Regions from separate parts of the Homo sapiens genome. Here region 2 is linked to region 1. Evidence: read pairs that join two places in POLR2A ChIA-PET (ENCODE). Cell type or tissue: B cell. All regions are shown on one strand. Links, peaks and the distances in the headings refer to the core of each region. The heading gives the core; the rest is flanking DNA.

The links. Peaks named below come from ENCODE experiments on the same cell type or tissue, not always from the same donor. Only the 100,000 strongest peaks of a DNase experiment are listed, where the experiment ranks them.
Region 2: POLR2A ChIA-PET joins it to region 1 with 16 read pairs; 5 of 35 experiments call an interaction of 5 or more read pairs at or near these places.

The regions. Positions count from the first base shown.
Region 1 is chr5:173,120,433-173,128,770 of GRCh38, reverse strand. It overlaps CREBRF (CREB3 regulatory factor), which reads right to left. Exons shown (of 9, transcript NM_153607.3): 8 at 5,569-5,691. Among named protein-coding and RNA genes, the nearest start is that of BNIP1, 20 kb to the left of the region's middle. In B cell, for the core only: no CTCF peak of the experiment used is centred there; no DNase peak of the experiment used is centred there; H3K27ac peaks cover 370 bases.
Region 2 is chr5:173,013,105-173,021,442 of GRCh38, reverse strand. ATP6V0E1 (ATPase H+ transporting V0 subunit e1) reads right to left here. Exons shown (of 4, transcript NM_003945.4): 3 at 1,076-1,205. The coding sequence ends at 1,112. It overlaps SNORA74B (small nucleolar RNA, H/ACA box 74B), which reads right to left and starts at 717; the gene lies at 514-717. RefSeq lists a silencer at 923-1,217 and an enhancer at 3,449-3,992. In B cell, for the core only: no CTCF peak of the experiment used is centred there; no DNase peak of the experiment used is centred there; H3K27ac peaks cover 3,069 bases.

The DNA of each region.
Region 1 (8,338 bases), core at 255-8,254:
TAAAATGATTCAGAAGGATTGAAAATAAAAGAGTAGACAAAGGAATACCAAACAAATATAAATAATAAGATTAGAAACAATACCAAACAAATATAATAAGAAAGCTGCATTCGTGATAATACCAGACAAGAAGTGTACTTCGTGATGATAAAAACTGTAGTTCATAATGCAGATTTAGTACTAATAAATACTATTCAAACATCCTGACATTCAGAAGCAAAAACACAGAAAATATGAGATGAAACTGAAATACATTACTGGGAACTTTTCTCAGTTCTACACAGAGTAAATGGACTGCCACACCAAAAAAAAAAAGGAAAAAACTTTATTAAAAATACCTAGTCGATATGTGGGAATCTTATTATAAAACAGAAAATACATCTTCTTTTAAAACTCCCGCAGAACATTAAAAATTGTAATCTTATATTAGGTAGCCAAGAAAATCTCAATAAATCCACAAAAAACTGGAGGTCAGTAATAAAACTAGAAAACAATAATCCCTACCTGCTGGGGGAAATTTTAAATCTCTCTCAAAGAATTCTTGGGTTAAAGAGTAAATCAAACCTAAAATTTCAAAGTATTCAGAAAACAATAAAAATGACAAATCAGAACTTATGTCAGAATTTTAATCAGCTAAAGTAGCTCTAAGAAGAAAATTCAAAGGCTGTTATTTATATGAATGGTCAAGAAAGAATAAAAAGAAAAAAATTAAGCATCTAACAACTCAAGAAATTAGAATTGGTAAGTTAAGAGCTGGTTTTGGGGGGGAGAAAGTAGAATAACCTATAATGAATCAAGAAATAAGGGAGAACAGACACAAAATAATAAATGAAAATGGAACAGTAACAACAGATATAGAAGAAATCAAAAATCAAACAAAAATGCTTTGCTCACTTTTAATAAATTTGAGGCCCAGGAGGAAGTAATTTTTCAGGAATACGTAAATTATCAAAAATGACTCCAGAAGAATTTGTAACCTGACAGAGAAATTACCTTTAAGAAAAATAAACTCAGGCCAGGCGCAGTGGCTCACGCCTGTAATCCCAGCACTTTGGGAGGCTGAGGTGGGTGGATCACGAGGTTAGGAGTTTGAGACCAGCCTGGCCAAGATGGTGAAACCCCATCTCTACTAAAAATACAAAAATTAGCCGGGCGCGGTGGCATGCGCCTGTAGTCCCAGCTACTTGGGAGGCTGAGGCAGGAGAATCGCTTGAATCTGGGAGGCAGAGGTTGCAGTAAGCCGAGATCGTGCAACTGCACTCTATCCTGGGTGACACAGCGAGACCCCATCTCAAAAAAAAAAAAAAAAGAAAAGAAAAAGAAACTCAGCTAGGCTCAGTGGCTCATGACTATAGCACTTTGAGAGGCTGAGGCGGGAAGATCACTTGAGGTCAGGACTTTGAGACCATCCTGGCCAAGGTGGTGAAACCCCGTCTCCATTAAAAATACAAAAATTAGCTGCACATGGTGGAACATGCTACTCAGAAGGCTGAGGCATAAGAACCACTTGAACCCAGGAGGCGGAGGTTGCAGTGAGTCAAGATAGTGCCACTGCACTCTAGCCTGGGTGACAGAGGGAGACTGTCTCAAAAAAAAAAAAAAAAAAAAGAAAAAGAAACTCCAACCCATTTAAACTGGTCCAGAGGCAAATTCTGGGAAGACAGCTGTATAGTTGTTGTTATTGTTGTTTTTGAGAAAGGGTCTCACTCTGTTGCCCAGGCTGGAGTGCAGTGGTGCAATCACCCTGCTCATTGAAGCCTTGACCTTCCAGGTTCAGGCTGGTCTTGAGCTCCTGACCTCAATCGATCCTCCCACCTCAGCCTCCCAAAGTGTTGGGATTACAGGCATGAGCCACTGTGCTCAGCCACCACATAGATTTTTAATCTTCATTTCCCCATATAAAAACAGAGCAACTAAATGGCAAAACCATAAACCCATGGAAAACATTTACAAGTGATAAGGTATCCCTAGGAACATTCAAGAAGGTAGGAACAAACTACCAAAAGCTTTAAGACATGTATGGCAACAGCATTATCAATATTTATCAATATTTATGTGGATGGGCCAAAAGGAAGTAATGGACATGAGAACAAAAAAAAATTTCCATATAGCGAATAGGTTACCCACTGGCAAGTACAGCAGAGTCAACTTGAGAACTGCAGCTAACGCTGTGAGGGATTTTCTCCAACCCAATATTGAATACAAGGTGAGTACAAGGAGCCCACAGTCAGAAGTGAAGGGGCCCACAGTTGAGCCTCTGTGAACTCTGAAAATGGACCAGCCAGGACTCTTGCAGGACAGGAGCAAGCCGTGATAAAACAAAAAAAACTGGCCAGGTGCAGTGGCTCAGGCCTGTAATCCCAATACTTTGGGAGGCCAAGGCGGGCAGATCACTTGATGTCAGGAGTTTGATACTAGCCTGGCCAACATGGTGAAACCCCATCCCCAGTAAAAACACAAAAATCAGCCGGGCGTGGTGGTGTGCACCTGTAATCCCAGCTACTGGGGAGGCTGAGGCAGGAAAATCGCTTGAACCTGGGAGGCAGAGGCTGCAGGGAGCCAAGATCACGCCACTGCACTCCAGCCTGGGCGACAGAGTGAGACTCTGTCTCAAAACAAAACAAAAAACCCTGGGGTTGAAATTAACATTGAGCAAGAAAGGAACTAAAGATATGAAACAGAGATGGTCCAAATAAAATGAGGGAGGGAAGCAGAACAAGAAATCTCAGAAAGACAGGTGCCATTTTTTTGTTTTTGTTTCAGAGATGGGTTGCCATGTTGCCCAGGCTGGTCTAGAACTCTTGACCTCACATGATCCTCCTGCCTCAGCCTTCCAAGTGACTGGGATTACAGGAAAAAGCCACCAAACCTGGCGTGCCATGTTTTTTTGTTTTGTTTTGTTTTTTTGAAAAGGAGTCTCGCTCTGTCGCCCAGGCGGGAGCGCAGTGGCACAATCTTGGCTCACTGTAACCTCTGCCTCCTGGGTTCAAGCAATTCTCCTGCCTCAGCCTCCCAAGTAGCTGGGACTACCGGCGCGTGCCACCACACCCAGCTTTTTTTTTGTATTTTTAGTAGAGACGGGGTTTCACCATGTTAGCCAGGATGATCTCGATCTCCTGACCTCGTGATCTGCCTGCCTCGGCCTCCCAAAGTGCTGGGATTACAGGCGTGAGCCACCGTGCCCGGATGCCATGTTTTTAAATGTTAACTGAAAAGCGGAGACTCTGTGAAAAAAGAAAAGCTATTCTGAACCAAACCTTCTTTTAAAAGTTCAGAGGAACTAATTTCACACATATATGAACAACAGAGAAGTATCAAGGTCAGAATCCCACAACTTTTTCTAAGAAAAAAGAGAATAAAAGACATTAAAGAAAATGGCACGATACATGAAAGAACATAAATCAGAAATAGAATAACTAAGAAATAAGGTGACAGAATTCAGAAAATAATTAGAAATACAGGGGAAAATTCCTGAAAGTAAAAGGAACCTAAGATCAGCAAGTAATGACAGCAAATAATGCTTTAAGAGAAACAGAAGGTAAAAAGGAGAAATAATGTTAAAAATGAAGAGATAAAAATGATTCAAGAAAAAGTGACACAAGGCAGGAAGATCATTTGAAGTCAGGAGTTCGAGACCAGCCTGGCCAACATGGTGAAACCCCACCTCTACTAAAAAATACAAAAATTAGCCAGGTGTGGTGGTGGGTGCCTGTAATCCCAGCTACTCAGGAGGCTGAGGCAGGAGAATCACCTGAACCTGGGAGGTGGAGGCTGCAGTGAGCTAAGATTGTGCCACTGCACTACTGCCTGGGTGACAGAGCAAAACACTGTCTCAAAAAAAAAAAAAAAAAGAAGAAGAAGAAAGAAGAAGAAGGAAGAAAGAAGAAGAAAAGAGAAAAGAAAGACAGACGAATACTAAAGATGGGCCAAAAAGAGCCAATCTATAGATAATAAGAGTCCCTACAGAAGAAAAGCAAAGCAAGGGAACAGATCAAACACTAAAAACATTTGAAAGTACATATTGAAAGAACACAGTATAAACATAAAAATGTCAACTAAAAATGACCAACTCTAAGATATAACTTAGCAAAATCACTGGTATTTAAAGAAAAAATCCTTTTGGCACCTAAGCAAAAACAGCAAAGTACTTATAAGGAAAAAATAATTAGTCAATATTGGCTTTTCTTTTTTCTTTTTTTTTTTTTTTTTTTGAGACAGAGTTTTGCTCTGTCACCCAGGCTAGAGTGCAGTGGTCTAATCTTGGCTCACTGTAACCTCCACCCCTCCTGCATTCAAGCGATTCTCCTGCCTCAGCCTCCCAAGTACCTGGGATTACAGGCACCTGCCACCACGCCCAGCTAATTTTTGTATGTTTAGTAGAGACAGGGTTTTACCATGTTGGCCAGGCTGGTCTCGAACTCCTGACCTCAAGTGATCTGCCCGCCTTGGCCTCCCAAAGTGTTGGGATTACAGGCATGAGCCACCAAGCCCAGCCAGTATTAGCTTTTCTATAGCAACACTTTATGCCAAAAGAAAATGGAGACTCATATTCAAGATACTCAAGGAAAGAAAATACGAGTTGAGGATTTTATACCTGGTAAAACTGACTTTCAAGTGTAAAGGAGTACATAAGCTTACCAAACATATAGATGTTTATATTAAAAAATAAAAAGGTAAAAATAACTTTTTCTTGTAATGTTAAATTTCCCCCTGTAGCTAATAAAGGAAGAATAAAAATGCTTTTAAAAATAAAAGGAAAGAAAAGAAAGAAATGCTATGAAAGAATACATAAAAAATTAAAATAGCATCAACCCATTTGAAGAAAAAGTCAAGCACAGAATTAATCCATATGGAAGCAGGAGGTAAGTGATTGCTGAGGAAAATACTGGCGATTAGGGTCTACTCTTCACCTGATTGTTTTCAATATAAATATACTTTTGTTCAAGAAAAACATTTGACCTTTTATTGTGTATATTTAATTTTGGGGGTTTTCGTGGGTCATATAACGCTGGATGCCTTGGATGCTACTGTCTGTCAGTGACTTTCTCCTACAGCAGCTGAGCTGATTCTCATGTCTATGTCTATACTAGCTAGCTCTCTCTTCCCTGTCAGCTCTCAGTTGGCCTGACGTCTAGATCCCTGCCCTCTGATCCTCCCCACATTGTGCAATCTGTTCAGGGATGGGAAACCAGAGAGCCAAGTTTGTGGGAATCCTGTGAAATGCATTACTGAGTAAAACAAGTAAGAATCTCTACACTAAAGTGCAAACTGCAGGCTTGACAGCTCTGGGACCTTTTGTCCTCCATGAAAGGTTAAAGTTGCTAGAAGTTTGTTTTTCTTAAATGTTAAAATAGTTTCATGATTAAGTCTAAATTACAAGTTGTGGTCACCTGCAACACATGTTTATGAACACTAAATCTCAAAAGATAAAACTACTCATAAAGGAGAGTAATTACAATGAGAGCACTTGAGTTTTTCCTTAAACTAAAAGAACTTTTAATATCCCCTTAAATCATACATCTTACACATATTATTAATTGTTATGAATTTATCTCGCATTCTTCTTACCGAGAGTATCTTTAATGAGGATTTCAAGCTTCTGCCCCATGTTGGGTCCTCTCTCATCTCTTGGATTCTGTACCCGGTTTACAATCTCTTGCTTGATGGAGTTGATTACAAACAATAAATTATCTGTAAGACAGAACAAAACACTTGGAATATGTCACTACCATGAAAGACTTTCCTTTTAATTATGTAATAACAGATAATTAAGAAATGGACTGGATTAAGAAAATGTGGCACATATACACCATGGAATACTATGCAGCCATAAAAAATGATGAGTTCATGTCCTTTGTAGGGACATGGATGAAATTGGAAATCATCATTCTCAGTAAACTATCGCAAGGACAAAAAACCAAACACCGCATGTTCTCACTCATAGATGGGAATTGAACAATGAGAACACATGGACACAGGAAGGGGAACATCACACTCTGGGGACTGTTGTGGGGTGGGGGGAGGGGGGAGGGATAGCATTAGGAGATATACCTAATGCTAAATGACGAGTTAATGGGTGCAGCACACCAGCATGGCACATGTATACATATGTAACTAACTGGCACATTGTGCACATGTACCCTAAAACTTAAAGTATAATAATAATAATAATAATAATAATAATAATAATAATAATAATAAAAGAAATAATAGATGACACCAACAAATAAAAAAAATTCTATGCTCAAAAAAAAAAAGAAATGGAGAATGTGTAAGAAAGCATTAAGCAGTAATGATTATAAGCAGCTCCTATACAAAGAAACTGATTTCAAATGATGTGGCACTTGTTTTTTAAAAATATCTCAAGATTAGCCAGGTGCAGTGGCTCACGCCTATAATCCCAACACTTTGGGAGACCAAGGCAGGTGGACTGCATGAGGTCAGGAGTTCGAGACCAGCCTGGCCAAACGGTGAAACCCTGTGTCTAATAAAACCACGAAAATTAGCCAGGTGTGGTGGCATGTGCCTATAGTCACAGCTATTCCAGAGGCTGAGGCAGGAGAATTACCTGAACCCAGGAGGTGGAGGTTGCAGTGAACCAAGATCTTGCCACTGCACTCCAGCCTGGGCTAACAGAGCAAGACTCCCTCTCAAAAAACAACAACAACAACAGCAGCAAACAACAACAACAACAACAAAACCCTCAAGATTACTGGGTATGCACTTTTGATAACACACTGTAGCCAGGTGTGGTGGTGTGCACCTGCAGTCCCAGCTACTTGGGAGGCTGAGGCAGGGGAATGGCTTTAGCCCAGGAGTTGCAGGCAGTTGCACTAGGATGGTGACTGTGAATAGCCGCTGTGCTCCAGCCTAGGTACCACAGTGAGACCCCATCTCCAACTAAAAAAAATGGCAAGGAAAAAAGACAACACACTGTAGACATGCATCGATGTCCACTAACCTGTAAGCAACTTGCCCTACTTGTCTTCATTGCTTTAAGACCTGATAGTGCCTGCTATATCGAATCACAGGACCTTAGTAAATGTTTATTAAATAAATCAAACCAAGTCCCTCAAAAACAAAAGCTTTAAAAACAGATTTCCCCACCTTGAAAAGCTTTAAAACAAAACAGAACAAAAAGCAAGTTAAGGCCAGGCGTGGTGGCTCACACCTGTAATCCCAGCACTTTGGGAGGCCAAGGCGGGCGGATCACGGGGTCAGGAGATAGAGACCAACCTGGCTAACACGGTGAAACCCTGTCTCTACTAAAAATACAAAAAATTAGTTGGGCGTGGTGGCAGGTGCCTGTAGTCCCAGCTACTCAGGAGGCTGAGGCAGGAGAATAGCATGAACTCAGGAGGCGGAGCTTGCAGTGAGCCGAGACTGCGCCACTGCACTCCAGCCTGGACAACAGAGCAAGACTCCAACTCAAAAAAAAAAAAGCAAGTTAACTCAAAGTAAGTAAAGGAGGGAAATAATAAAGAGCAGAAATGTATGTAACAGAAAATATACAATAAGGAAAATTAACAAAGCCAAAAGCTGGTTCCTTGAAATGATCAATAACACTGACAACCCCCTACCCAGGTAGATCCATCATGAAAAATAAGAGACAACACCAATCACTCATATCAGTAACGAAAAAGGTGTTGTTATCACTTTAGAATCTACAGATATTAAAAGGATAATAAGAAAATATGGTGCTAACAAATTTAACAACTTGGGTGAAATGAACAAATTTCTTGAAAACACAATTTAAAATCCACATAAGAAGCCAGGAAGGCCGGACGCGGTGGCTCGTGCCTGTAATCCCAGTACTTTGGGAGGCTGAGGCGGGTGAATCACCCCAGATCAGAAGTTCAAGACCAGCCTAGCCAACATGACGAAACCCCATGTCTAATAAAATATAAAAATTAGCTGGGCTTGGTGGCAGGTGCCTGTAATCCCAGCTACTCAGGAGGCTGAGGCAAGAAAATCGCTTGAAGCTGGGAGGCGGAGGTTACAGTGAGCTGTGATTGCACCACTGCACTCCAGCCTGGGCAACAAGCAAGACTCCATCTCAAAAAAAAAAAAAAAAAAAAAAAAAAAAAGAGGCTCAGGCACGGTGGCTCACATCTGTAATCCCAGCACTTTGGGAGGCCGAGATGGGTGGATCACTTGAGGCCAGGTGTTCCAGACCAGCCTGGCCAACACAGTGAAACCCCATCTATACTAAAAATAAAAATAATTAGCCAGGCATGGTGGTGTATGCCTGTAATCCCAGCTACTCAGGAGACTGAGGCATGAGAATTGCTTGAACCCGGGAGGCAGAGGTTGCAGTGAGCTGAGATCGTGCCACTGC
Region 2 (8,338 bases), core at 339-8,338, 110 kb after region 1:
GGGGAGACCCCTTTTGCTTGGTTCTGATTCTCTCTTGCTGCTACCATGTAAGAACTGCCTTTCATCCTCCGCCATTATTGTGAGGCCTCCCCAGCCACGAGGAACTGTGAGTCCATTAAACCTCTCTTTCTTTATAAATTACCCAGTCTTGGGTATGTCTTTATCAGCAGCGTGAAAATGGGCTAATATACCTCCCCATAGTAACGAGTGAAGTAGTTGTTAGTGCACACAAGAGCTGCTTGTTTAAAGGAGCCTGGCACCTCCTTCTCTCTCTCTTGCTCCCTCTCTGGCCATATGACACGGCTGCCCCCCTTTTGCTTTCTGCCATAAGTAAAAACCTCCTGAGGCCTCACCAGAAGCCAAACAGATACGGGTGTCATGTTTATACAGCCTGCAGAACTGCGAGCCAAATATAAATTACCCAGTCTCATGTATTCCTTTATAGCAACACAAAACAAACGGACGCAGGCACCTTTCTCCATCCAAAGCATTCAAAAACCTTAATTTTGTTTTCTCTGTCTGCTCCCAGACTAGAACTAAGCAGCCAAAGTGAATGCTTAGCACACTCTCGGGGAAGCACAGCTCTGTCTTGCACCAGTGCCAGACGCCACCAGAACAGTGGCGCAGGCAACCGGATGAAGACAAGACATTCCTCTCCCAGCAGTGTAACACCATCACAGGAACGGTTCTGTCCGGATGGCTGACTACTGCTGGAAAGAAACCTGCTCAATTTTAAATCTGCCAGCCACTTTTTAAAGTTGCTGGATCTCACAATGCCAAGTATAAACAGTTACTTTTTTGATCTGCGTCTGAAAGAGTGCATGCAAGCTTAATTTTGTAAATTAAACTGTATTTATTTAAAAAGGCAGGGTGATAGCAGAATCTAAAAAGAATCTTAATGAGATTTAGGTAAGCTAAGGCTTAAGTTCCAATTTTATTTCTGCTCTTCAGATCGTGTTTGCATTCAGCAGCTTGCCCTTGCCACGTGTTAAAATGGCCATAAAATGTGAGAAAAAGTCAAGGCAAACTCTGACTGCCTGACCATACTGATAAGAAAGGTCACAAGCATAGTCACCTCAAAGACTGAGCACTGTAGAGCATGTCTTCTTCCTCAAGGCCAATGATACTTCAGATACCAGATGGTTTCATTTTTCAATTGCGGTCCAAAGAGAGGGTTGAGTTGGGCCAGAATTGCAATCAGCCAACTAAAAGAAGGATGGGAGAGAAACAACGAAGCGGTGAAATCATGTTGGAACATGACCATTTTCAATTAGCATGGAAAAAGTACACTAGCAAAACTTAAATCTACTGCATTCACACCAAACTTTCCATATACATTGTGTTAACAGCAGCATGTCTGATAACAAAATGTTTCCCAGGACGTAGCCTGCCTTCATCTTGAGACATATCACAAAGCAGTGAGGCTTTGTCACAGTAAGTCTCTGACTTTTCTCTCATTACCTGATTATCTTTCCAAGTATCCAAGATTTCCTGAATTCATGATATCTTCGCTTCAAAGCGTTTTCACTTAATCTCAATTTATCATCATCACAACTTCCAACCTCAGGGAAAATGTGTCTTATTTTATCCATTCTCCAAATGTTAAGACCCACAACCTACATGACACACCCATTTTTACTGGTACAGGCAAGGTTTGATTGTAGCTTATCATCTTCCTATTAGACTATAACATGTAAGGTCCCCTTTTCTAATCCCCATCACCACCAAAATATGTAACACATCCTACTGTGGAACTTAACAGAATGGGCATTTACCTTCTCCCCAGTTTACTTCAGAATCTAAATAATGAGGTATTCCTCTGTATTACAGACTAAACTATAAAGGAAGTAAAATGGTGTCACATCTTACTTCAGGGTTTTTTTTTTTTTGAGATGGAGTCTCGCTCTTTCGCCCAGTCCAGACTGCAGTGGTGCAATCTCGGCTTGCTGCAAGCTCCGCCTCCCGAGTTCACCCATTCTCCTGCCTCAGCCTCCCGAGTAGCTGGGACTACAGGCGCCCGCCACCACGCCCAGCTCATTTTTTGTATTTTTAGTAGAGATGGGTTTTCACCGTGTTAGCCAGGATGGTCTCCATCTCCTGACCTCGTGATGTGCCCGCCTCGGCCTCCCAAAGTGCTGGGATTACAGACGTGAGCCACCTCGCCCAGCCGACTTCAGGGTTAAAAGTGAAAAACAGGTTGGGTGCGGTGGCTCATGCCTATAATCCCGCACTTTGGGAGGATAAGGATCACTCGAAGCCAGGAGTTGATGACCAGTCTGGGCAACACAGTGAGAACCCGTCTCTATAAAAAAATTTTAAAAATTCACTGTGTTTGCTGACTTGCACTTGTAGCCACAGCTACCCAGGAGGCTGAGGTGGGAGCATCCCTTGAGCCTGGGAGTTCAAGGCTGCAGTGCTATAGTTACATCACTGCACTCCAGCCTGGGCAACAGAGTGAGACCCTGTCTCTAAAAAAAGAAAAGAAAAATAGCATAGATTTATCTTTAAAATTTTCTTATATAGCTCACAAAGTTCTGTATAAAGGGTCTTATATATGATACGGTAATTCATATGCCAAATAAAGTTTTGAGAATCACTTAGCTCAGACAAAAGCAAACAACAAAAAAATATGCAAATGTCTGAGTATTCAAACCATTCTTCACTTACTAAAGAAATATTTAATGAGCACCTACTAAGTTCTAGGCCTCAGAAATACAATGGCGAAAAATGAAATGTCACTATCCTCACAGAGCTTACATAATAGAATGTCAGGTGATAACTGTTATGAAGGAAGTCAAGCAAGGAGAAGGAATAGAGAGTGGCTTGACGGGGCATTATTTCGACAGGGTGGTCAGGGAAGGAGGAAGACAGACAGGGGAATGAAGCAGAATACACACTGCCTTTAGTTCCTACTCAAAATCCAGCTGACCATTGAACATGGGTTTGAACCATGCAGGTCGACTTGGATGCCTGGGCCTGCTCATATGCCTGCCTGTCCTGCCTCCACCTCCCTTTCCACCTCCTCCACCTCTTCTGCCTCTACCACACCTGAGACAGCAGGACCAAGCCCTCTTCTTCCTCCTCCTCAGCCTACTCAGTGTGAAGACAACAAGGATGAAGACCTTTATGCTCATCCACTTCCACTTAATATAATAGTAAACATATTTTCTCTTCCTTATGATTTTCTTAACATTTTCTTTTCTCTACCTTCCTTTATTATAGGAACACGGGATATAATACGTATACAAATTATGTGTTAATTGACTGTTTATGTTATTGGTAAAGCTCCTGATCAACAGTAGGCTATTAGTAATTAAATCTGGGGGGATTCAAAAGTTATAAATGGATTTTCAACTGTGCAGGGGATCGGAACCTCTAACTTCCACGTTATTCAAAGGTCAACTGTGTATGAATTTGAATTTCTTTCATTGGTGGGCAGTGGTGTGGGGAGGAGGGCAGGGTTAAGGTAAACAAGCCCAACCAACCTCCAACTACCAATCTGGGAGAGTGAAATTTGGTAACATACTGCTATCCTTTCTGCATGGTACATTGGGATCTAGGGAATCCCTTTCTTTTCTTTTCTTTTTTTTTTTTTTTTTTTTGAGAAGGAGTCTCGTTCTGTTGTCCAGGCTGGAGTGCAGTGGCACGATCTCAGCTCACCACAACCTCCACTTCCTGGGTTCAAGCAATTCTCCTGCTTCAGCCTCCTGAGTAGCTGGAATTACAGGCACGCGCCACCATCCCCAGCTAATTTTTGTATTTTTAGTAGAGAAGAGGTTTCACTATGTTGGCCAGGCTGGTGTCGAACTCCTGACCTTGTGATCCGCCCACCTTGGCCTCCCAAAGTGCTGGGATTACAGGCGTGAGCCACTGCAGCCGGCCAGGAATCGCTTTTTTTTTTTTTTTTTTAGACGAAGTCTCACTCTCGTCACCCAGGCTGGAGTGCGATGGCACGATCTCGGCTCACTGCAACCTCTGCCTCCCGGGTTCAAGCGATTCTCCCGCCTCAGCCTCCCGAGTAGTTGGGATTACAGGCGCCTGCCACCACACTCGGCTAATTTTTGTATTTTTAGTAAAGATGGGGTTTCACCATGTTGGCAAGGCTGGTCTCGCACTCCTGATCTCACGTGATCCGCCCACCTCGGCCTCCCAAAGTGCTGGGATTACAGGGGTGAGCCACCACGCCCAGCAGGGAATCACTTTCTAAGGGTAAGTGGATATATCACTACAGCAGTCTCCTTTCACGCTTTCAGGACTTTAAATTTCCCTATAAGCGGGGAACTAGCCAAGCCCCAACTAGGCCATTATCCGGGTGGATCTTTTTTCTTTCATTTACTGTCATTTTTAGAGCTTTTCCAATCAGAGGATCAAAAGGCTGATTCTGATCACCAATGGAGAGATTGCTGGAGAATTAGCCAGCACCATATCAGAAGCTTGTGCCCACAGAAACAAAAGGTGATTTTGTGACAGGAAACATGACACCTGAGGAAAGCAGGCCAAAACAGATAGTTCAAGCTGACTCACTTAATAAACAAAAAGTTCATTCAGATGAGATTTTCTGATCCATCCTTAGAAGTAGGGTATTAAACACAAACACAATACTAAGACTTGTAGTTGAGGTTCAACATCATCCATCTGACATTATAAAAAAAGGAAGAGAACAGCACAGGCGGACACACTGAAAAGCTCTGTGACTGCAGTTGACGCTAATGGTGCAGAGCTAAGAGTCATGGAAAATTCCAAACTAACCAAGGACTTCCCCAATCCCGGCAGGCAATACAAGCTGCCTGAAAAAACACTTTCGTAAGAGACTGAGACAACTGGCCAATGCCTAGAAATACTAAAAAAATCCATTAGAATTTAAACTAGCCCCTATCTCCTTTTGTTACCAAGAATATAGCACAGAATGAAAACACCACTTCCCAGCACTTTGTAGGATGTTGTAGCGGAGTGGTTCTCCTCCCCAGCTGCAAATTATAATCACTCAGGGAACTTTTAAAATATACTGATGCTATTTCTGAGAGTGGAAAAAACATTGACTCCTTTTCCTCTGCTTTCACACCACAATAATCAACACAGAAGAGACTTCTACAGCCAAATGTGTGGGGATTTCTCCCCACCAACAAGCACACAATCAATTCTGCAGCGGACTCCAGCTGGGTGTCCTCCAATTCAATCCTGACATTATCTGCCTGGAGGTAGCATCAGCATCAGATCTCACAGGGTGAGGGCTTGGTTCCACAAGACCGCCCCTCACTTCTGATGCCAATCGCAAGCCCCAGGTTGTTCTACCTGTGCTTCTGACCAACTGGCTATAAATCGGGGAGGCTCTAACCTTTCTTAGGTTCAATTAATCTACTAGAGCAGCTCGCGGAGCTCAGGGAAACACGTTTTCTGGTTTACTATAAAAGATACTACAATCTGGGCATGGTGGCTCACGCCTGTAATCTCGACACTGGGAGGCCAAGGCGGGTGGATCACTTGAGCCCAGGAGTTCGAGATCAGCCTGGCCAACATGGTGAAACCCGTCTCTACTAAAAATACAAAAATCAGCTGGGCATGGTGGCACACATCTGTAGTCCCAGCTACTTGGGAGGGTGAGGCAGGAGAATCACTTGAACCTGGGAGGCAGAGGTTGCAGTGAGCCAAGGTCGCACCACTGCACTTTAGCCTGGATGACAGAGTGAGACTGTCTCAAACAAACTAACAAAAGATACTACACAAGATACTGATGAAGGGATGGACAGGGTGAGCTATGGAAAGGGGCACAAAGTTCTCATGCTCTTCCTGGGAACACCAGCCTCCAGGAATAGCTTCCAGCTTTCCTGAACCTCTCAGAACCCAATCCTTTTGGGTTTTTATGGAAGCTTCATTGTGTAGGCATGATTGATTACATCACGGGCCATTGGTGATCAGTTTAAGGTTCAGCCCCTCCCCCTTCCCCTATGGTTGGGCTGTGGGGCTGAAAGTCCCAACCCTCTAATCCTTCCTTGGTTCGTGATTAGATCCCATCCTGGAGCTACCAAGGGGCTGCCAATCATCAGTCAACTCATTAGCATACAAAGACACATGTCACTTTGGAGATTCTAAGGATTTTAGGAGTTGTATACCAGGAAATGGGAACAAAGACTAAATTTGTATTTCACAATATCACAATTTCACATATAACCTTTCATTTAATTCTTGTACTAGGAAACAGGCAGAGAGAGTCTAAGTGATTGGCCTATGGTCACAATGCTAATTAGGTAGTAGTAGATCCTAGACCAGGAATCAGATCAGATTACTGTTCCCACTTCAAAAAGTGACCTTCTGGAATATTTTAACTGAGAACATTTCAGAAGGCATTAATTTAGCTAAATCTAAATTGAGAATTCAGAAAATGAGAATCCATCCACTGAGCACTGATTAAGTTCAACACAAGCCTTTGGTGCCTTCACTAAAGAATATCCAGAAGAAAGAATGAAGACCCCTTTCTTGGTCAGGTCAGTATTTAGAAACTGTTTTTTCTTCGTATTTACCATTTCTCTGTGTTGGTATCATTTCAAGTCCTCGCTTCCCGTTAGTATGAAATACACAAAGTACTGTTGCTGAGTATAGTCACCCTATTTTGCAATCAAACATAGAAGAAACTTATTTCCTCTGTTTAATGTTTGTGCCCATTTTACGGGTACCCCACATGTTTGTACCCATTGTGCTACTCTTTATTCCCACAACTTTCCTTCCTTCCCAGTCTCTCATATCTATCATTCTACTCTTCATGTCTTTGACATCAAATTTTTTAGCTCCCACATATAAGTGAGAACATGTGATATTTGTCTTTCTGCACTTGGCTTATTTCACTTAAGATAATGGCCTCTAGTTCCTCCCATGATGCTGCAAATGACATGATTTCATTCTTTTTTTATGGCTGAATACTATTCCGTAGTGTACATATAACACATTTTCTGCATGCGTTCATCTGTTGACAGACACTTAGATTGATTCTCTGTCTCTGCTACTGTGAACAGCACTGCGATCAACATGCGAGAGTGCAGGTATACCTTTTATATATACTGATTTCTCTACCACTGGATAAATACCCAGTAGCGGGAATGCTGGATCATATGGCAGTTCTATTTTTAGTTTTTTGAAAAATCTCCATACCATTTTCTATACTGGTTTCTATACTCCATACCATTTTCTATACTAATTTACATTCTCACTAACAGTGTATAAAAGTTTCCTTTTCTCTGCATCCTTGCTGGCATCTGTTATTTTTTGGCTTTTTTTTTTTTTTTTTTTTAAGATGGAGTCTCCCTTTACGGCCCAGGCTGGAGTGCAGTGGCACGATCTTGGCTCACTGCAACCTCTACCTCCCGGGTTGAAGTGATTCTCCTGCCTCAGCCTCAGGAGTAGCTGGGATTACAACCTACCACCACACCCAGCTAATTTTTTAATTCTTAGTGGAGATGGGGTTCCACCATGTTGAACATGGTTGGCCAGGCTGGTCTCAAACTCCTAATCTCAGATGATCCACCTGCCTTGGCTTCCCAAAGTGCTGGGATTATAGGCATGAGCCACCATGCATGGCCATATTTTCGCTTTTTAGTAATAGCCATTCTAACTGGAGTGAGATGATATCTCATTGTAGTTTTGAATTGCATTTCCCTAGTGATTAATAATATTGAGCACTGCTGGCCATTTGTAATGTCTTCTTTTGAGAAATATCTAGTCATGTCCTTTGTCCATTTCTCAATAGGATTATTTGTTTAACTGTTAAGTTGTTTGAGGTCCTTATATATTCTGGATCTTAGTCCCCTGTCAGTTGGGTAGTTTGCAAATATTTTCTCCCATTCAACAAGTTGTCTCTTTTTTTTTTTTTTTTTTTTGAGATGGAGTCTGGCTCTGTCGCCCAGGCTGGAGTGCAGTGGCGCAATCTCAGCTCACTGCAAGCTCCGCCTGCCGGGTTCACGCCATTCTCCTGCCTCAGCCTCCGGAGTAGCTGGGACTACAGGCGCCCACCACTACGCCTGGTTAATTTTTTGTATTTTTAGTAGAGACGGGGTTTCACCATGTTAGCCAGGATGGTCTCGATCTCCTGACCTCGTGATTCACCCGCCTCGGCCTCCCAAAGTGCTGGGATTACAGGCGTGAGCCACCGCGCCCGGCCAAGTTGTCTCTTTATTCTATTGTTTCTTTTGCTGTGCAGAGCTTTTTAGTTTAATATAGTCCCATTTGTCTATTTTAGTTTTTGTTGACTGTGCCTTTTTTTCTTTTTTTTAACACAAGTGTCTTGCTCTGTTGCCCAGGCTGGACTGGAGTGGCGCAATCACAGCTCATTGCAGCCTTGATCTCCCAG